2 separate regions of the Homo sapiens genome follow, and region 2 is linked to region 1. Evidence: chromatin contacts called from ENCODE Hi-C or POLR2A ChIA-PET data. All regions are on one chromosome and are shown on one strand. The core of a region is the stretch at or near the end of the contact, and the rest is flanking DNA. Distances in the headings are between cores, read along the strand shown.

The links. Hi-C counts contacts between places; a loop is a spot of excess contacts on that map. ChIA-PET counts read pairs that join two places held with the same protein, here RNA polymerase II (POLR2A). Pooled maps may share reads with other maps.
Region 2: a map of Right ventricle myocardium inferior shows a loop between it and region 1 (3-fold over the local background). The contact joins the enhancer-like site here to the promoter of SOCS7 in region 1. A Hi-C loop is called at or near these places in 8 of 168 maps with a recorded cell type or tissue (B cell, HepG2, OCI-LY7 and 5 more), 7 of 37 single-sample maps with no recorded cell type and 19 of 50 pooled maps. POLR2A ChIA-PET finds 5 or more read pairs at or near these places in 2 of 52 experiments (AG04450 and WTC11).

What each region holds. Positions count from the first base shown.
Region 1 is chr17:38,350,289-38,354,809 of GRCh38, reverse strand. It overlaps SOCS7 (suppressor of cytokine signaling 7), which reads right to left and starts at 2,966. Exons shown (of 10, transcript NM_014598.4): 1 at 1,778-2,966. The coding sequence starts at 2,757. LOC124903991 (a long non-coding RNA gene) reads left to right here and starts at 3,814. Exons shown (of 2, transcript XR_007065738.1): 1 at 3,814-3,892; 2 at 4,085-4,351.
Region 2 is chr17:38,508,286-38,513,143 of GRCh38, reverse strand. ARHGAP23 (Rho GTPase activating protein 23) reads right to left here. Exons shown (of 24, transcript NM_001199417.2): 24 at 759-3,200. The coding sequence ends at 2,172. Among named protein-coding and RNA genes, the nearest start is that of ARHGAP23, 82 kb to the right of the region's middle. RefSeq lists enhancers at 2,744-3,560, 3,561-4,388. Within about 2 kb of position 3,336, at least 3 of the 41 ENCODE cell types and tissues checked have a DNase peak (open chromatin) inside an H3K27ac peak, as active enhancers do.

The DNA.
Region 1 (4,521 bases), core at 1,717-4,216:
GAACTCCTGGTCAATATGGAACAAAGGCAAGACAAACCACAAGAAAATTAGCAATCTATCCTATGTCATTACCCATAGCTTTAATCCCGCCCTCCCCTGCATCTGATGAAAATTTCATCTGTGCTGGTAAGTGGAGCATCGAATACAGAGCCTACCACAAAAAAAGCTGTTTCAGCAGCCACCCACTTTTCAAGATCTGAACTCCCAGCATGAATTCACTGGGAGGCAAAGCAGAAACACTGGCCTACCTAAAGGGACAACACACTGATTTCTTTAGAAAGTTTGGATTTGGCCTCATCCCCAAGATAAGCCCATGGCACAGCTGTTCAGAAAGGGCAAGAAAGCCAAATCCACCCAACATTTTCTTGTTGGAGTACCCAAGTTCCCTTGAAAACAGAAGTCTATGGATGAGTGGTTCCCAGTTCAGGATCAACTGGGGAGCTTTTAAAAAGTTCAAACTCTTAGGCTTTTCAAAAAGCTCCCCAAGTGATCTTAGTTCACAGTAAGGTTATCAATTTATACCTGTTCTTTAGCTTTGGTTTATGGCTGCCAGTATGTCTCAAGAATCCATCACGTAAACCACAACAAAACCCATTCCAATCTTTCTGAGAACCCAAAGAAGTACAAACCACAATGGCAGTTACTACAAGGTAACTAATTTCACTGACACCAAAGTTGACAGCTTTGTAAACCAACGCTACAGATGTAACACTGGATGCCGAAGATCAGTCCACCCCTCAGAAATGCAGGAAAAAAACTCAACGTCTATGTTTGGAATTTTCATCAATCGGCCTAGAACTCATGTACCTGTCTCTACCTTGTCTATATCTTACTGGTACTTAGAATTCTCAAAAGGCTTTGAGAGAGCGCAAAGCTATTTTCTCGAGACAGGCTCTCACTCTGTCACGCAAGCTGGAGTGCAGTGGCACGATCACTATTCACTGCAACCTCCGCCTCCTGGGCTCAAGTGATCCTCCTGCCTCAGCCTCCCGAGTAGCTGGGACCACTCCCGCCTAATTTTTTGTATTTTTTTCGTAGAGATGGGGGCTAATTTTTTGTTTGTTTGTTTTGTAGAGATGGGGTTTCGCATGTTGCCCAGGCTGGTCTCAAACTCCTGAGCTCAGGTGATCCGCCCTCCTCGGCCTCCCAAAGTGCTGGGATTACAGGTGTGAGCCACTGTGCCCGGTCTGCTATTTTCTATTCTCAGAGACAGTGGTCAGCACCCAAGTTTGATATGCCAAGTTCATCTAAGGGAACAACCAGGAAAACAGTAAAACTTTGAATAGAGGTGTCCAATTGATTGCTGGCCTACAATTGCATTTGAAGATTCTCCTGTCATTTGCATGCATGAGTGTGAAGGGAGGTGCGGTGCTGGTACACAGAATAAGCAAGGCGGTCAAGGTGCAACACCAGCTTTTTGCCCCAAAGGCCAAACACTTCCAGCAATCTCCCTTCCAGGGACAATGGCACACAGCCGCCTTGGAAAAACTTAAAAAGCCATGCCAGGATGGGGATGGGAGGATGGTCTGAAACCATCTTCCAACAAGACAGATGCAAACCAGCTGAGAAGTGTCACGGAGTGTGCACTCTTTAAGAGTGAAAGCTGTTTCCACAATTAGCGCTGACCTTATGCGAGATGTTACCACCTTTGGTCCCAAGTCTCTGCCTCCTCCTGAAGACCCTATCTTAAGAACTGTCAGGATCGCGATAGCAATAGATAAAAAGGGAAACCAAACAAGAAAAGGAAGTTTGTCGGCCAGCCCCCGGCCGGTCTCACCTCCCCGCGTCCAGCTCCCGGCCCGCAGAGCCTCCCATGTCTGTCAGGCTCGCAGCTGAAGCAGCCAGCTCTCCAGAAGGCCTCTTGCCGGTCCCATCCCCACCGCCGGAGCCACCGTTGCAGCTCTTGGTGCGAAAGAGGCGACTGAGGCGGATTTTGAAGGAGCCCTTCCGAGAAGGACCCGCGAGTGGCCGGAGGGGCCCGGGAGGAGGCGGGGGCGGGGGAGGTTGCTGCTGCTGCTGCTGCTGCTGCTCCCCTCTACTCAGGCGCCCCAGAGGGACCAAGTCCTGCAGCGGGAAGGGCACCGGAGGTAATTCAGGGCCTGGGGGCTGCAGCAGAAGCCGGCCGCCCCCTCCTCCTCCGCGACCCGGGCTGCTGAGCTCCTCTTCCGAGCAGCTGTTAGTCTCCAGGCTCTCGGCCTCCGATTCCAAGCCCTCCAGGACCAGCAGCGCGTCGCTCGTTTCCGTGGGGTCCTCCCCGGCCTGCGGGGCGGCAGCAGGCGGCTGGGGCTGCGGAGGGGGCGGCTGAGGAGGACACGGACACGGGCAGCAACCCCCACCGACTGTCTTGACCCCCGGCCCCGCCGGCTGCCCGAGCCCCAGAGCCGCCAACTGCGCCTCTAGTCCAGCCGCCGGGCCCCAGGTCCGCTCGAGCGCCAAGCCCGGCGGCAGGGCCTTGGGGTCCAGGGCACAGCGGTGCCGGGGACACAGCAGTTCCGAGGGTCCCGGCTCCGGGGCCGCCTCCACGTCCTCCTCCTCCGGCGGCCGACCCACGTTGCGGAACACCATCAGCTGCGGCGGCCGGGAGCCCCGCGGGCCGGGCCGCGCGAGGAAGGGTGGCGGCGGGGGGCCATGGCCCGGGGGCGGTGGCGGAGGGCCTGGCTCGGGGGCCGCCTCTCCATAGCCAAGGAGGCGGCTCAGGACGCGGTACGAAGCGGCCGCCGCCGCCGCCTCGCCATCCCGGAGCTCGGCCTCCTGCATCGGGGAGAGGGAGGGAGGGCGGGCGGCTGGGAGCCGGGCTGGGGTGGGGACTAGGCCGGGCCCCGCCGGAGCCCCGCCCGCCGCGGCCCCCGGAGCGACAGCGCTAACGGCCGCCGCGGCCTCTGCCTCATAGAGGGGGGCGGGGGGCGCGCGGAGCCCAGCGCGAGCCCAGGCCGCGCTCCGCCACCGCCGAGCACCGCCCCCAAGCCGACGTCACTTCCGGAAGGGCTTAGCCACGCCACTTTCCCCAGGGCGTGCTCGCGCTGGCCTCCACGGCGAGTGACGCCGCGCGCGCCCCCGGCCCCTATTGGCGGTGAGCTGTCTGTTGGCTGGCGTTGGTCTCTTTTCCCGGTCCTTGCTTTTCACTTCCTGGGCGCCCAGGCCCAGGCCATCCCATTCGGTAGAGTGGAGAGGCCTTGGAAACCATGGTCTGGTCCTGGGAGCGCGCCGCTGGCCTTGGGAGCACATATGGTTCTGCCATCTACGCCGCTTGCGATGTGTGACCTTGGCTGAGTCATTTCATCATTAATCTGTATCTCCGTCCGCCTGGCACCCAGTGAATGTTTGTGGAATCAGTACATGAATCGTGTTCTAGACCCAGTGCTGTACTGATAAATGTGTAACAACCAGCTCTCTGGGGGGAGAACGGGAATGTATGCACATATATAGGTACAAAAATTTGTCGTTAAGTTTTACTGACATAAAGGATGTGTAGTTCACAATTTACAATTAATAGTAAATTGGCAAATTCCATATAACTCTTTCTCACAGAATGCTTTCATTGATTTTTGCCAAACTCTTATATGGGTAGCCAAACTGTGATTGCAGTTGACCTAGGAGTGTAATTGTAAAGGTGAATGTTGGTTGATAAAACTGAAAAAGACAAAACTTAATTGGATTGTCAATGATGGGAGCAACTTCTTTGCTGAGTCAGAAAACGGTTTCAAATACTGGAAGAATATTTACTCAATTTTTGTGCTATTCATAATGTAACGGCTACAGACAACACATTAAGTTTTTGCTGTTGTTGAGATGGAATCTTTCTCTATTGCCCAGGCTGGAGTGCAATGGCGCTATCTTGGCTCACTGCAACCTCTGCCTCCCGGGTTCAAGCAATTCTCCTGCCTCGCTCCAGGTAATTTTTTGTATTCTTAGTAGAGACAGGGTTTCACCATGTTGGCCAGGCCAGTTTTGAACTCCTGACCTCAGGTGATCCACCCGCCTTGGCCTCCCAAAATGCTGGGATTACAGGCGTGAGCCACCGCGCCCACGCCCGGCCTTCTTATCTTTACACAGGGATAAGGATTGCAATTTTGCTTGCTTGCAGGCATGTTGTGAGGATCAAATAAGATCAAGCTTTTTGTGTGGAGGAGGTGAGACTGGAGGCAGGGAGCCCATTGAAATAGTCCCAGTGGGAGATATTGAGAGATGCAAGGGAAAAGGAGGAAGGATCAGCTGCAGAACTCAGTGACTTCTAATACCTGAGGGTGCATTGAGGGGAAGAGGGTGGAGGGTTGAGTCCTGCAACCAGAGGGACCTTTTCAGAATGGAAATGTGTTCATAGCCTGTGATTAAAATTGTTCATGGCTTCCCATTGTTCTTAGGCTAATGTGTGATCTTGTGATCTGACCCCTGTGTGATCTAACCCCTGCCTCTCTAGCCACATCCCCTGCTAAGCTCCACCTTGTTCTCTGTTCCCTGCATTCCCATCAACCTTGCGGCAGGCTCCCATACATGTGGGCAAGAAAAGCTATTCCCTTTTCT
Region 2 (4,858 bases), core at 2,087-4,586, 160 kb before region 1:
CCTGGGCTCCTCCCTAGATTCTCTTTATATATATACAGATTTAAATATATATATATATGTATATATATAATAGAGGAGGGGGAGGGACTATACTATGTTGCCCAGGCTGGTCTTAAATTCCTGGGCTCCCGCCTTGGCCTCCCAAAGTGCTGCGATTACAGACGTGAGCCACTGCCCCAGCCCTCCCTAGATTCCCTTTAATGACTGTCACCTGGTCTTCCTACAGAAAGCTGCGAGGCTCAGCAGAGGCAGCCTGTAAACTGGCTGGGGCAACTACAAAGCAACCGCCGGCACAGAAGGACGCCCACCCCATGTTGTAAGCTTACACATGTGAAGGGGACAACGGGCAAAACCCATTCTGTCCTTTTGCAATATTATCTGGGCCTGGAGTGCCTACGACAGCTGGCCCAAGCCTCCTGTCTGCGGGGCAGGACTGCTGGAACCATTGTGAAGCTCCAGGTAGGCCTGAGAAGGTGCCTGTGCACCTGCCTGGGCTCTGTAGGAATAGAGAGCAGGTGCCTGGAAACTTCGCACAGCAATGAGGGCCACCCACTCTTCCAACTCATATCTGTCCCTGTGTCATTGACCAGTCCCCCAGGACACTTACAAAAAGGTCACCAGGAAAAAGTCTGCCTCCGTCCTGCCACCCCTTGGTCCAGTCCCCATCGCCCTCCTTCCCTGGGCCAGGTACCTCTCCTGTCTCCCAGCCCCACTCTGGCCCTTTCCCTCCAAAACAAGTGAGACAGCTGACTCATGCCTTGAGGAAAGCTATTTATTTCCAAGATATAGACTGTACTTTTAAGACAGGACTTTTCAGAAGCAGGAAATTTTAGTTGTTGCCAGAGAGGTGTGTCAAGGACACAGTGAAAGGAGCCATGCGGACATGGGGTGGAAGGCTTTGTCCAACACTGTTACAACACTTTTGTAAATGAGCAAAACATCTTTAAAAATCCTTATAAATTCTTTATAATATGTTACACATTTAGAGACAATATTTACAATAAAAGAATGGGGGAGGGAGGGAAAGAAATCTACTTTACAGTAAATCTTTGCATAAAACAAGAGGACTGATAGACGTGGCAGCGGGTTCACCACCTACCTGGGCTTCCCTGGAATGAGTGAGGGTGTGTGGGGGCTGGCCTGGTGATTGGAAGTCTATTTACAGCCTGTGGGGAGAAGAGGGCGCTGGGTCCTGTCCATCCTGCAGGAACAGCCCAGCTCAGACCCCATAAATCAGTGTGTGAGTGACAGAGAGACAGCAGGGGTGTTGACTATCCCTCCTCCTAAGGGGAAGAAGGTGGGCTTCTGTGTGCCTGGGCTGTGGAAGGAACAGGCACAGATGGAAAAACAAAAAGAGGGGTGAGGGAGGTACCAGCAAGGGGGACCCTGGACCCCCCCCACCAAAAACTGTCTGGGGAACAGGCAGCTGCCCGTGGTTAAAGCGCTTAGAGGGTGACTCAGGCAAAAGGATGTTGGGGAGTAACCCTGGTGAGGGTTTCAGTCCTGCCTCCTTGGAATGGCCCCAACCCCCTTCTCTGGCTCTGGCAAGGGGGGCGGGCAGGATCCTGTGTGCACCAAAGGCAGGGAGCCCGGGGGCGCAAAGTGGGGACCAGGGTGGGGATAGGGGGACAGAAGTCGCTACTGGAAACACCTTGGGACAATGACTGCACACACAAGCCCCTCCCCCCATGGACATACGCACCCTACACCTCCTCTCCCCAGACATACACACATCCCCGCTTACAAGCTGAGGTGGGAGGGCAGAAGAAAGAAGCAAAAAGCCAGCATCACCCAGGATCTTTCCTTTAGTCTGAAACTTAGGGGTTCCCTAGCCACACCCCATGGTCCACAAGGGTCCCCAAGTGCAGCCACAGAAAGGCTCAGAAGGACCTATCGGGCGCATGTGTGCAGGGACACAGACCCCAGCAGCCCACGCCCCCTCCTCTTCTGCTCATCACCTCTGGAACCCCCTTCCATTCAATTAGTCCGGCCCCAGCCTTCTCCTCTGCCCTGCCAGTTCCAGCACACCAACTAGAGACACTGCCTGCTGCGCCCTCCACCCACACCATGCACCCAGGGGCCACAGAAGAGGAGGTGCAGGCTGGTGAAGCCTCCTGGTTCCAAAGGGGCTCTAGGGAGGGGTGGCGCCCGAGCGGCGCGGGAGGTGGGGATCACAGACACTGATGCAGGCGGGAGGCGGCCGAGCGGCGCGGGGGCTGGCTCTGCAGGGACCCCGTGTCCCCGGGCGCGGGCGGCTGCGAGGCAGCGGACGACGGGGCCCGCGCCTTGGTGGACTCCAGGCTGCTGAGTCCGGAGTCCTTGTTGTCACTGTGCGCCCGCGCGCCCGCAGGCTCCGGGGGGCCCCCTCCGCCCAGCTCCTTCCACTCGTTGAAGTTGAGGTCAGTCAGCGGGCTCTGCACCACCACGGTGTGGCGGCGCCAGCTGCTCCGGCGCCGCCGGGTCTCGGGCGACAGCGGCCGCCGCAGGCGCACGGCGAGCATGTCGTCCGCCGTGCCGCGGAGCCTTAGACGCAGCGCCTCCATGCGCGAGGGCCGGGAGGCCAGCGCCGCCGCCGGGGGCCGCAGCGACTCCTGGCTGCTGGACGACGCCGAGCCGGGCGGCTCCGGGGCGCGGGGACCGCCCCGGCCCGCGCCCTCGCCGTCTGGGCGGCCCCGGGCCAGGCGGCGGCGCGCCAGAGTGTCGCAGGGCATGAGGTGGTGCGAGCTGAAGGACGGCCGGCGTGTCAGGCGCCCCCCAGGCCCCGCGCCCGCCGCGCCCTCAGTGTCCGTCTCCACGTGGCTCAGCTCGCTACGCTCGTCGTCCGCCTCATCCCCCGCCCCTGCCCGCCGACCGCTAGCGCCCGAGCACACGCTGCGGTCCATGGTGGACAGGGTGGAGTAGCCCGACACAATGGAGCGCGTGTCCGCGGCCGGCCGCTCCTCCGGCGCCGCCGGGGGACTGAGGCGTCCGGGGGCCTCGGGGGCGACGGCGCCAGGCAGCGGCCCCTGCGGCCGCTCCTGAGTCCCCGGCGCTGTGGCCCCCGCCCCAGGCTTGTGCGCCTCCTGCTCCGAGTCGTCGTCGGTGCTGCTGCCCAGCCCCCGCGCCTCCCGCCGCTTCTTGCGCTTGCGGTTGACGGCCGAGATGAAGGAGATCGCCAGCATCTCCCGGGCGTACGGCTCCTTCTTGGGGGCCCACGAACCCTGTGTGGGAGACAGGTCAGGATGCGGGGGGCGCCCGGACTCGGCCCCCTGCCGACCCCGCTCTACCCGGTCCACCCCCACGTCACGGCACCCAGTCGCCACAAGCCCCAGCCAAGGCCAGCACCCACGGCCGCATCATAAAACGCTCCTCCTCCAGCCCCGTGCCGCCCTCCGTCCAGAGACTACCCCCGCTGGCCCAAATCTAGGCTCTCAGCTCTTTCTTGTGAGGTGGGCTGGTCTCCCAAAGCCCCCTTCCATTCTGTTTTCCGTATCCAGCCCTGGCTAAATCCTTTAGACACGGCTCTGGTGATGACAATCTCTCCACAGTGAATAACGCTTGGCAGCCTGAATCCGTTTCACACACGCCCCTGGGGTGTCATCACCAGAGCTTCCTGCATGCTGATCCCCAAATCCCCGCCAGGGGCGCTCTCTGACCACAAGTCCCCCACCTCCTCTCCACCCGCTGCCACCTGGAAACCTGCCTTCCCACCTGCCCAGCATCTACAGGCCTCTCCAGGGCAACCCGCCCAAGTTCACGTCCTCCCCTTTCCGCCGGACCCCACCAGCTCCCCACCCCGCCAATCCCCAATCCCAGGTCAATCCCGCCGCCAGCTCCGCCCCTGCAAGTGGCTGAAAGATCCCGTATGGTGTCATGGTTTGGATTGGAGCCGCTCCCAAACTGTGATTTCCAACCCCAAGTTGGGCAACTTCATGCCGCTGTTCTCACCTGAACCAGCCCTCACTGCTACACCCTGTGGTGTTTTGGGGCCTTGGCCTTTCACACTTTCCCAGGAGGGCCCATGCTGCCGCCCATGGCCTTCTGGAAGCTGGTTTTCATCCGCCCTTCTGGCCTCTCCTCTGCCTCTTGGGAGGTTCTTCTTGCCCGCCCCCCGCCCCGCCCCTGCCTTCCCCTGCCTTCCCCACTGAGACTCAGTGTTCCCAGGACTGTTTTTGGCCCCTTTGCCTTCTCTGTTCGTGTTCCCTAGAAAATACCATTCCCAAGCAGCGCTGCTATCCAGGCCTCCCTGTCCAACACCACACTCACTTGAGCTCCGGGACTCTTCTTCCCATTGAGAATCCATTTCTACCTGGGTGTCTGTAGGCTCTTAAAACTCACCTATCCGGAACCACAGCATCCTACCTACCCCTGCCCCAAACTGCCTCCATTCACACTGCTCACCTTAGGGCGGTCTTGTGACTCCTCCCTCTCTCCTCCACCCACAGCCAAGTCCTGGATTCTTTTGAAATGGCTCCCAAAGCCAACTCCTCCTCCTCCTCCGGCAGGCCCTCATTCTGCCCTCTCTGGGCCCTCCTGCCCCTCCTAATAGGGTTTCCTGCCTCCACCCTTGCCCCAGCCCGGGTCTCTCCTCCAGAGCCACCATTCTGAAGCAGGAATCTGATCCTCACCCAGCTTTGCTCAGAAGCTTGCATGCCCCAGCACCCACCAGGATAAAGCACAAGTTCCCCAGTTCAGCACATGGGGCTCTTCATAACCCAGCCCCAACTTTCCCAGCCTACTGCCCTGCTCTGCCCTGACCCCAACCCCAACACAGCCCTCACTGTGGAAATACAGCCCTACCAACCCTTCCTTTGATGTGACCTACACTGTTACATTGCTGCCAGCCCTTAATGTCCCCCTGCCCTATTTGCTGGATGAG